Linked DNA regions of Homo sapiens: region 1 is linked to region 2. Evidence: chromatin contacts called from ENCODE Hi-C or POLR2A ChIA-PET data. All regions are on one chromosome and are shown on one strand. The core of a region is the stretch at or near the end of the contact, and the rest is flanking DNA. Distances in the headings are between cores, read along the strand shown.

Region 1 (4,588 bases), core at 924-3,423, 300 kb before region 2:
CCACCACATTTTATTCATTAGAAGCAAGTCAGTAGGTTTGGCCCACATGTAAGGGGAGGGGAGTTAGGCTTCATCTGTTGAAGAGTTGAAGAGTGGAGTGTCAAATAATTCATGGACATATGTTACATTTACCAAACCTCAGACTTCACTGGATCCAGGGTCAAAAATGAGGTCCATCATTATCTCTGAATCTCTCTCTCTTGCTCACTCTTGCTTCTTTTCCTGCTTTAGCTCCTACAGCTGGAAGATCTTTCCCCACTGGCAGCAAGAGGGGAGGATGGCATCTGGCAGATCCTGATTTACATTATTCCAGCTCCCTGACCTAAAAGATAAAACCTACCCCTCCTCATTTAATAAAATCAGAAGGAAAATGCAACCAGAGAATAAAAAAAAGAAAATCACAAGGAAAGGCTTTGGTTCACCTCATTTGGATCATATGGCCCATCTTGTTTTCCAAGGGAAAGCAGCTCTCTGATTGGCTGATCCTGGATCACATGCCCATTCTTATGTCTGGAAAGAATAAGAATTGTGATCATTGGTCCCTCAGGAGTCACATGGCAATGCTGAAGGAGGAAAAGCTTTTCTCAGACCACTATTTCTATTGCATGTGATAGAGGCAGGAGATAACTCCTGTAAAGGTGACAGGCAAAGAATGGGATGCTTCCTGGCTACATTTTGTGTGTGTGTGTGTATGTGTATGTGTGTTGGGGGTGGGTTAGAATGTTGGTTGGTGATGAGGGAGCTGGAGAGAGAAGACAAGGCCAAGGCTAAAGAGGGGCCAAGTGTGTGATGATGGAAGGTCTCCCATGCCACACAGAAGAACTAATATCCATCTTGAAGCAAATGGCATCAGAACAAGCGTATGCCATGATCATATCTATTTGCAGAAAGATTACCCTACAATAATTTAGAGGCTAAATTAGAGGAGGCTGACTGAAGACAAGAATGCTGGTTCAGAAAGCATTTTGGTGATATAGTTGAAAAAGTCACTTTGGAAGAATTTTAAATGTCATCACATGTGGTGAAATTTTAGTTACTCCTGTTGGGTGACTAGAATATTATAGGCAGGACAACATTCTGGCCCTTTTTATTAAGCTGTATGTTAAAACATGCTTTGGCTGGGGCCAGGCATGGTGGCTCACGCCTGTAATCCCAGCAATTTGGGAGGCCGAGGGGGTCAGATCATGAGGTCAGGAGTTCCAGACCAGCCTGGTCAACATAGTGAAACCCTGTCTCTACTAAAAATATAAAAATTAGCCGAGCATGGTGGCACATGCCTACAGTCCCAGCTACTTGGGAGGCTGAGGCAGGGGAATTGCTTGAACCCAGGAGGCGGAGGTTGTGGTGAGCTGAGATTGCGCCACTGCCCTCCAGCCTGGGCAACAGAGCAAGACAACACCTCGAAAAAAGAAAATGCTTTGGCTGTTCCTGTTAAGCCTTTTTCCTGTGTTTCTCATTTACTCAATAAATATTTGTGAGGCATTTAGTTAGGGCAATGGCTAAGCCAAAGGAATGAATTTCTGATAATAAAATATGAAGGCATCTTGACAGGTTGATAGGGGAGATATTTTTGAGTAGAAGGGATAACAACCTCCTTGTTCCATGCATAAAACTTTCAAAACTTTCTCATTCTATGATAGTTAAATATAAAATACCTCTGCTTTTCACATATTCTTAAATTTCATCCTCATAGCCTCACAGCACTTACTGGGTATGCTGTCTAATGAGTTGTCTGAGCGCAACCATCAATCCTCCCACAGGGTTCAGCACCAGTCATGGGCTTGCAGAGATGGGCCAAATAACACCATGCCACCAGCAACAGCAATGGCAATTTAAGAAGTTCTAGGCACTGTTCTAAGTGTTCTATGCATATTATCTCATTTGATTTTCCTAACAGCTCCAAAAAGTAAGTACTATTACTATTCTCATTTCACACTGAGAAAACTGAGGCTTAAAGAAGTTAAATAAGTTGTTGAAAGTCACATGCTAGAACATAGTGGTTTTGAATCCAGGCAGTGTGATTCCTACTGAACTGCTCTATGGACTCTCCTGTGCTGACTTTTGCTAACATGCCACAATGTAAGGCAGAACATGAACCTTGGGTGGAGACTCTCTAATGTGGGTCACATGGGCCATCTCCATGTGTTCTCTGGAGCTGGCAGATGGATACTATTGTAAAACTCCCCCCGGGAACATTTTGTTCTCAGTGAATCTCCAGGCAGGGTCAGGATTTCAAGCACTGTTACTCCTCTGGGAAATATCTTACAAGAAACAGCGAAGAAAAGCTTGGCAAAAAATTACAGCATATTACAGCAGGAAAATATAGTATCACTGCATGCATTTTCTTTCTGCAACTTTATACGGGTGCTTCTTTTGCATTCAGAAAGGGCTCTGAAAACATCCTTGAGGAAAACTCTGAAAATGTCCAATCCAAGTGTTGTTGTTAGGAATGCAATTCTCCAGTATTTCCAGTTCTCCTCTTTCTAGGTAGTGGCAAGTGGCATGCAACTGCTTCTTTGAGGTCAGATGTGGCCATGTGACTTGTGTTGGCCAGTGGAATGTGAGTGAAGGTGAGGTGTCTCACTGCTGGGTGGGATCCTTTAAGAGTGAGTGTACGACTCGCTGTGCTCCCTCTCTTTGCTGTGGTGTCCAGCAAGTCATGCTGTGTGGGCCTGGCTCTTAAGCTGCAGAGTCCCAGCCCACCTGTGATAGACACTGAGTAAGGGAGTGTTACACTTTTCTTATCTTAAGCTATTGATTTTGGGGTTGTTAGTTGCTTGATTGTTGTCTAGTATGTCTGTTCAACCAAAAAAGCCCTATGTTCCCCTGTTGAAGGAATTACCCTGAGTCCCTGATTGGAGTTGATCTAAAGGACAGATAATGCTTTGGAGACCATTGTATCTGGATTTTGACCCACTGATTACCTCAAAGTCACAATAGATAAATTGTAGATAAAAGTAGATAAGTAGATTAAAAAAATGAAATACTGAAATGAGGATCATAATGGCACTTGATTGATGTATGATTTGACTTTTTAGAGCTTCTACATCTACCATCATTTTTGCCTCCAATAATAACAAAAACAATATGTGACAGATTCTGTTTTCCAAAGATGGCTTAATATCTGCCATCCAATATATGCTCTTCTGCAATGTGACCTTGGCACTCCTCCATCAAGAGGTGGGGTTGAGTTCTCCATCCTTGAACCTGGGTGGGGATGGTGACTACTTTGGCCTATAGGATAAATACAGCAGAGGTTATGCTGTACCAGCTCTAGGAGTTGCCCTTCATTGGCTGGGAGCTTCTTATTCCTGCCTGCCATTAAGAGGCAGCCTCCATATAAGAAGTCTGACTGCACTGAGATTTCCATGTTGAGAGAAAGCAAGAGATGTGTTTAGAGCCTGGGATGAAACAATGTGCAGAGGGAGAAGAAGAGAAGAGAAGGGAGGGAGAGGTATAGAGATAGCGACAGAGAGATATCGAGGGAGAGATTAAGAGAGGGAGAAGAGAGAGATGGAAATTGATCAACAAGTGCCATTGTGCTAGGCCATTGTGCTAGATATGAGAGTAAAGAAGCACCATAGAATGGAATCCTCCAACTCCAGCGGCCCCAGCTGATGCCACATACAGCTAAGATTAAACAACCAGCTGGGTCCTTCCTCAAATTCTTGAACCACATAATCATGAACAAAGTAAAGGATTATTTTAGCACTATGTTTTGTGATAGTATGTTATGTAGCACTAGACAACAAAAATATAAAAAACAGCAAAACCTGGGAGGTAGAAAGGCATGACTTATTTTCTTATTTTAAAGATGAGGAGGCTGGGCACAGTGGCTCATGCCTGTAATCCCAGCTTTGGGAGGCCGAGGCAAGCGGATCATGAGGTCAAGATATCGAGACCATCCTGGCCAACATGGTGAAACCCTGTCTTTACTAAAAATACAAAAACTAGCCGGGAGCGGTGGTGCACACCTGTAGTCCCAGCTACTCAGGAGGTTGAGGTAGGAGAATCGCTTGAACCCGAGAGGTGGAGGTTGCAGTGAGCCGAAATTGCGCCATTGCACTCCAGCCTGGCAACAGAGCGACACTCTCTCTCAAAAAAAAAGATAAGGAAACTGATGCTCAAAGACATTAAATCATTTGTTTGAGGTCATAGTGCTCCTTGCTCCTTGGTGGAATAGGAAGGACTGGAACATAGATTATCAACCTAGCTGAGGGTCTTTCCACAACAAAAACTATCCTGGTACATAGGATGCTTGGGGTATAACTCACAGATGATCTATATGAGAAAGAAAATGAAGCCCGGAGAGGTTGAGGGCCTTGTTAAAGCCACACAGTGAGTCTGGGACACTGACCAGATAAGAATTCCATCTTCTGACTCCTGGGTCTAGTTCTCTGGCCTCCAGGGTTTTGATTTCACCATTATATGAAAGAGGAAGAGCCAAATTGCTTGAACAATTACAGTGTGTTTTTGTTGCCTCTGTTTCTTGGTAATACCCTGTAAAAGCAAATGATAATTCTCAGGGGGATAGTCAATAAAAAGCTGTAAAAATATCTCATTGCCACAGGCTGAACATTTGAAGGAA
Region 2 (4,599 bases), core at 1,976-4,475:
GGCTGGCAGCTGTTGGGAATAACACTCAAAATCCTAAGGAAATTGAACACTCAAACAAAGGATCCTCAGCAAAGCAATTTTACTTCTGTGCAGAGGGGTGCTTCTCCTTGGCCAGTCGCCATGAGAGCACACCTGAACAAAGGGGCAGGAGAGCCTTTATTCCTGATGCAAGTCCTGCCCCTGTACCCTTTCCCCATTGGCCAGGGTCAGGTCCCACAATCTGAACTAATCCCGGTTGCCTAAACATTTGAACTTTCTTTAGATAGGGTGGGCACGTAAGGGAGAGAGGGGAAAAGGGGAAGGGGTGTCTGCAATGAGCTAGAGAGCTAGTCTTCTTTCCAAATAAGGAAAGGAATGTGAGCTGGTACTGATAAGCCTGGTACTGTGACATGTCTGGGCATGTAGCAAAGGCAGGAAGGAAAAAAGAGAAAAAGAAAAAATGGGTGGTGGGGGGTACTATGAATTAAAGAATAAAGGATTGATTAGGCTCTTTGAAGAGAAACCTCATCATATCCCACACAGCTAAGGCAGGGAAGCCACTATGAAGTAGTTGATTCTGATGTTACATGTGTTTAAATCACTGTGCCCGACACTATGAATGGATGCAGGGAATTGCCTCTTCCCTGCTTTCTTTATTCCACAGAAAGGTACATTTTTTTAACCAAAGTTTTGCTGACCATTTCTCCATCATTAAACACTTGCTAAATGCCTGCCTCATGTCTGGTTCTGTGCTGGGCACTGGAGTGTGCTGGGCACTGGAGACATAATAGCAGATGGGCACCGGCCTTGCCCAACAAGATTTGTCCAGAGCTGCAAACAGCAGTGTGCGCTATAAGGTGGTGCTCAATACATTCTTCACTCGTAGAGTTAAACATTGTGACCAGGTTTTTCCTTGCATACATTTAATAAGTACAAATTCTGTTAGGAAATTATATTTAAATTTAGGAATAAAAATGTAATCACACATCTGTAGGTGCCTCATTTGTCAAAGTCAAAGAAGCATTGGGACTATTCTTCTGACATAGCTGTGTGTTTTGCTTTTCCTACTTAAATTCTCATTGTGAACATATTTCATGCATACAGAGTTTATATATACTTTCCAGGTTTTCTCTTCAAAGGCCACACGTTCATTGGAGCTAATCTTCATGAGTTAAAAACAAAACAAGGTGAGTTCTTCTTAACTCATATACCTTTTCTTTCATTCATTCATTCATTTATTCATTCATTCATTCAATGACTATTTCTTGAGCACCCACAATTGGCACTAGACACTGCACCAAGCTTGAGAAATTCAGTGGTGAACAAGACAGAATTCTGTCTGCAGGGTCCTCGGGTCTAGTGTTATAGCCAATCAGAGCTCAGGCTCCCTGAGGTTGGGAAAACAAAGTTTCCCACTCTGGCTTGTCCTTCTTTCTATGTCTCTTCCTTGATCCTAACAGACTGACACAAAGATGACTCTGCTTTGTTCTTTACCTCTCATGTGCCTTACCTGTGGTTCCTTTACTGAGCATTTCATCTTTTCTACTTTGTTCAAAGGCATACAACTCTGGCTCTCTCCAGAGGTGGGTTAAATTACCCCTTCCGATCTTTTCAGTTTTAAGTTTTAGGGAGATCAAGTTGTGCAAGGGAGGAGTGCTTTGAGAACTGCCTTCTGAGGGGAATGATGTCAGGCAGCTTCTGAAACAGGTGTCCTTACTTTGTACCATGATGTCCTGCCAATCTGACCCTGATGAATTGGATTAGGAATGAATAACTGACTAAAAGACAGTCATTCAAAGACTGACCAGAGATTTATAGGGTGGTCTGGCATCAGTCTTCCCTACAGGGATGTGAGTGATTAACACCAACTCTTTCTGGGGAATTTAAGAATTAAAGATAGCAGAGAGAGAGAGAGAGAGAGAGAGAGAGAGAAAGAAAGAGAGAAAATATGAGAATATAAGAGGGAGGCAGAAGCTTAAAGACACACCAAGAGAAGGCAGTACACAGAAATGAAGCAGTTTATGAGTTATGAGTAAGCAATAGCCTGCAGCATCTTCAACACATGAAGTAGAGAGAGGGAGTCATCGGGCAGCCAAAATAATGGTGCAGAGATAATTCTAGAATCCCTGCTCAGCCACCAGATCTATTGGCATCACCACTAAAGCTATTATTATTCCACAAATCACTCAAATCTCTGTAAGGTCCATCTATGCAGCTGTCCTCACCTTCCTTACTTGCCCTCAGTTCAGTGATAAACTGTTATCTAAGGGTGACCTAAGCATTTAGTTTCCTTTGCATTCTAAGAGCTCTAAACTGACACAAAAATCCACCTCCATCCAAAGCCATTGCTTCTTCATTCCCAGAGTCAACATTTTATACATTCCCTAATCCAGAGTCTGGATTCTGGGTCTCCCGCCTCTGCCTGTGTGCATTCTGTGTGAGCACAAAGAACATGGCGACTTTCCCCAGGTGTTGATCCGTGATGCAAAACTTGAAATGCATCAGGTAGACCCAGCACCCTGGGGTAAAGTGAATAGGCTTGCTGGCAATTTCTCCTACATGCTGTGAGATAATTACTATTGATCGAAGATGTCATGAGATTGGAGAAAGGGAGCACTGGACAAACTGGGCACATGAGGTTAGAGGAGATGTCTTCGACATTCTCAGCTGAAAAATGGGGATAATATATCACCTAAGAGTTGTGAGAATAAGCAAGCTACTTTATTTCTCACAGCAAAGTGACTGTACTTTAAAAAGTTATGTGTTGTGATGATTTGAGGACAAGTACACCACCTTCTATACATCAGACCATGCTGCCTTCACACAAGACTGATAAAACAGGCCCACCTTGCCAGCCAGGCTTGCAAACTGGCTTCACATCCACCTGCACCAGGGTGTCCTGAGCAGCGGGCTTCTGTCCACAGTCGTAGGCGGTCACCAGGATCTCATACTGGTGTTGTTTGTCATAGCTCAGCTTCTCAGTGTTCCTGATGTTGCCTGAGGAACAGAGATGTTCAAAAGCATTTCAGGTCAATTTAACTGCACTTGTACTTCTCCCAAATCTCTTCTCCACTCCACCCACCTTCACAGGAAGAAAGTGACCCTTTTCCTTATCTCTTTGTAAAAACAAGGGCAAACAGGAGCATGGCTCCACTTGTAGCGTGCTTATGCTTTGGTGGCAAATTCCTGGGAACCCACTGGCTGAAGCCACCTAGCTGCGCAATAGGACTGCCAGGGAATTTCGAGCACACGCCTGGAATCCAGCTGGCTTGTGTTTATAAGTAATGGGCTGCCAGAAGACTTCCTCCTGAAGTACAGCCGTGTGATTGTGTCCCTGATGTAGGGCAAAGACCATTCATCTGCAAGGATATCTCTGGGAAAAAGATGGAATTCAGAAAATGTCCTGACACATATTTTTTAACATCTGGGCTTGTCGCCAGGAATGTTCACTGCCTCATCTCACATTATTTTTGCTACCAAATAGGAAGTAAAATCAATAAGAAAACGTGTGACCTCCCTTCTGAAAGCGACATAGAATAACACACTTTTCGCCCCGAAGAAGACATTTTTCTTCTCTAAGAGAGACCAAGTAACTTTTTTCTGAGTTGTTTGTGTGTTTTTGCTCCTGTGGGTTTCATATTATAGTTCTGAAATAAATATTTGGTAATTAATGAGCAAAATGTTAATTCATTATTTTTGCTGAAATACAATTTTAGTTCCAAAGAACTAATAAAGACCTAAAGTGAATTTAATACTTTTAAGCTTTAAATTCTAATAGATTAAAATATTTTGCTGAGAATAATTTCATTCCTACTACTTTTTTTTTTTTTGGCGGCAGAGTTGACAGCAAATTAGAACTCAAATGTTATCATCGTTTACCAGAAACTAAATTTTAAAAACTGAAATTAAAAAACAAATGAACAAAATAGGCTGGGTGCAGTGGTTCACGTCTGTAATCCCAGCACTTTGGAAGGCTGAGGTGGGTGGATGGCTTGAAGACAGGAGTTTGAGACCAGCCTGGCCAACATGGTAAAACCCCATCTCTATTTAAAAAAACAAAAATTAACCAGGTGTGATGGTACACATCTGTACTCCCGGCTACTCAGGAGGCTGAGGCACGAGAATTGTTTGAACCTGGAAAGTGGAGGTTGTAGTGAGCAGAGATCGCAACACTGTACTCCAGCCTGGGTGACAGAGCAAGACTGTCTGAAAAAAAAAATCAACAAAATAAACAAAGAGGTAATGGCTGACATATATATATATACATATATATATACACATATATATACACATATACGTATATATACGTATATACACGTATATACACGTATACGTGTATATACGTGTATACACGTGTATACACGTATATGTGTATATATACGTATATACATGTATATACGTATATATACATATATACATATTCATATACGTATATATACGTATATACATATTCATATATGTATATATACGTGTACATATATATGTATATATACATATATACGTACACGTATATATGTATATATACATATATACGTACACGTATATATGTATATATACATATATACGTACACGTATATATGTATATATATACACACACATATGTGTGTGTATATATATATA

What was found. A loop is a pair of places that touch in the nucleus more often than their neighbours do. ChIA-PET counts read pairs that join two places held with the same protein, here RNA polymerase II (POLR2A). Pooled maps may share reads with other maps.
Region 1: a loop to region 2 is called in a map of chondrocyte, with 3 times the contacts of the local background. The contact joins two enhancer-like sites. A Hi-C loop is called at or near these places in 1 of 168 maps with a recorded cell type or tissue (chondrocyte) and 1 of 50 pooled maps. POLR2A ChIA-PET finds 5 or more read pairs at or near these places in 2 of 52 experiments (Panc1 and activated CD4-positive, alpha-beta T cell).

Annotation. Positions count from the first base shown.
Region 1 is chr3:140,718,001-140,722,588 of GRCh38, reverse strand. No RefSeq gene overlaps it. Among named protein-coding and RNA genes, the nearest start is that of TRIM42, 42 kb to the right of the region's middle. Within about 2 kb of position 2,173, at least 4 of the 41 ENCODE cell types and tissues checked have a DNase peak (open chromatin) inside an H3K27ac peak, as active enhancers do.
Region 2 is chr3:140,419,502-140,424,100 of GRCh38, reverse strand. CLSTN2 (calsyntenin 2) reads right to left here. Exons shown (of 17, transcript NM_022131.3): 5 at 2,827-2,976. Among named protein-coding and RNA genes, the nearest start is that of CLSTN2-AS1, 87 kb to the left of the region's middle. RefSeq lists an enhancer at 1-1,139. Within about 2 kb of position 3,225, at least 3 of the 41 ENCODE cell types and tissues checked have a DNase peak (open chromatin) inside an H3K27ac peak, as active enhancers do.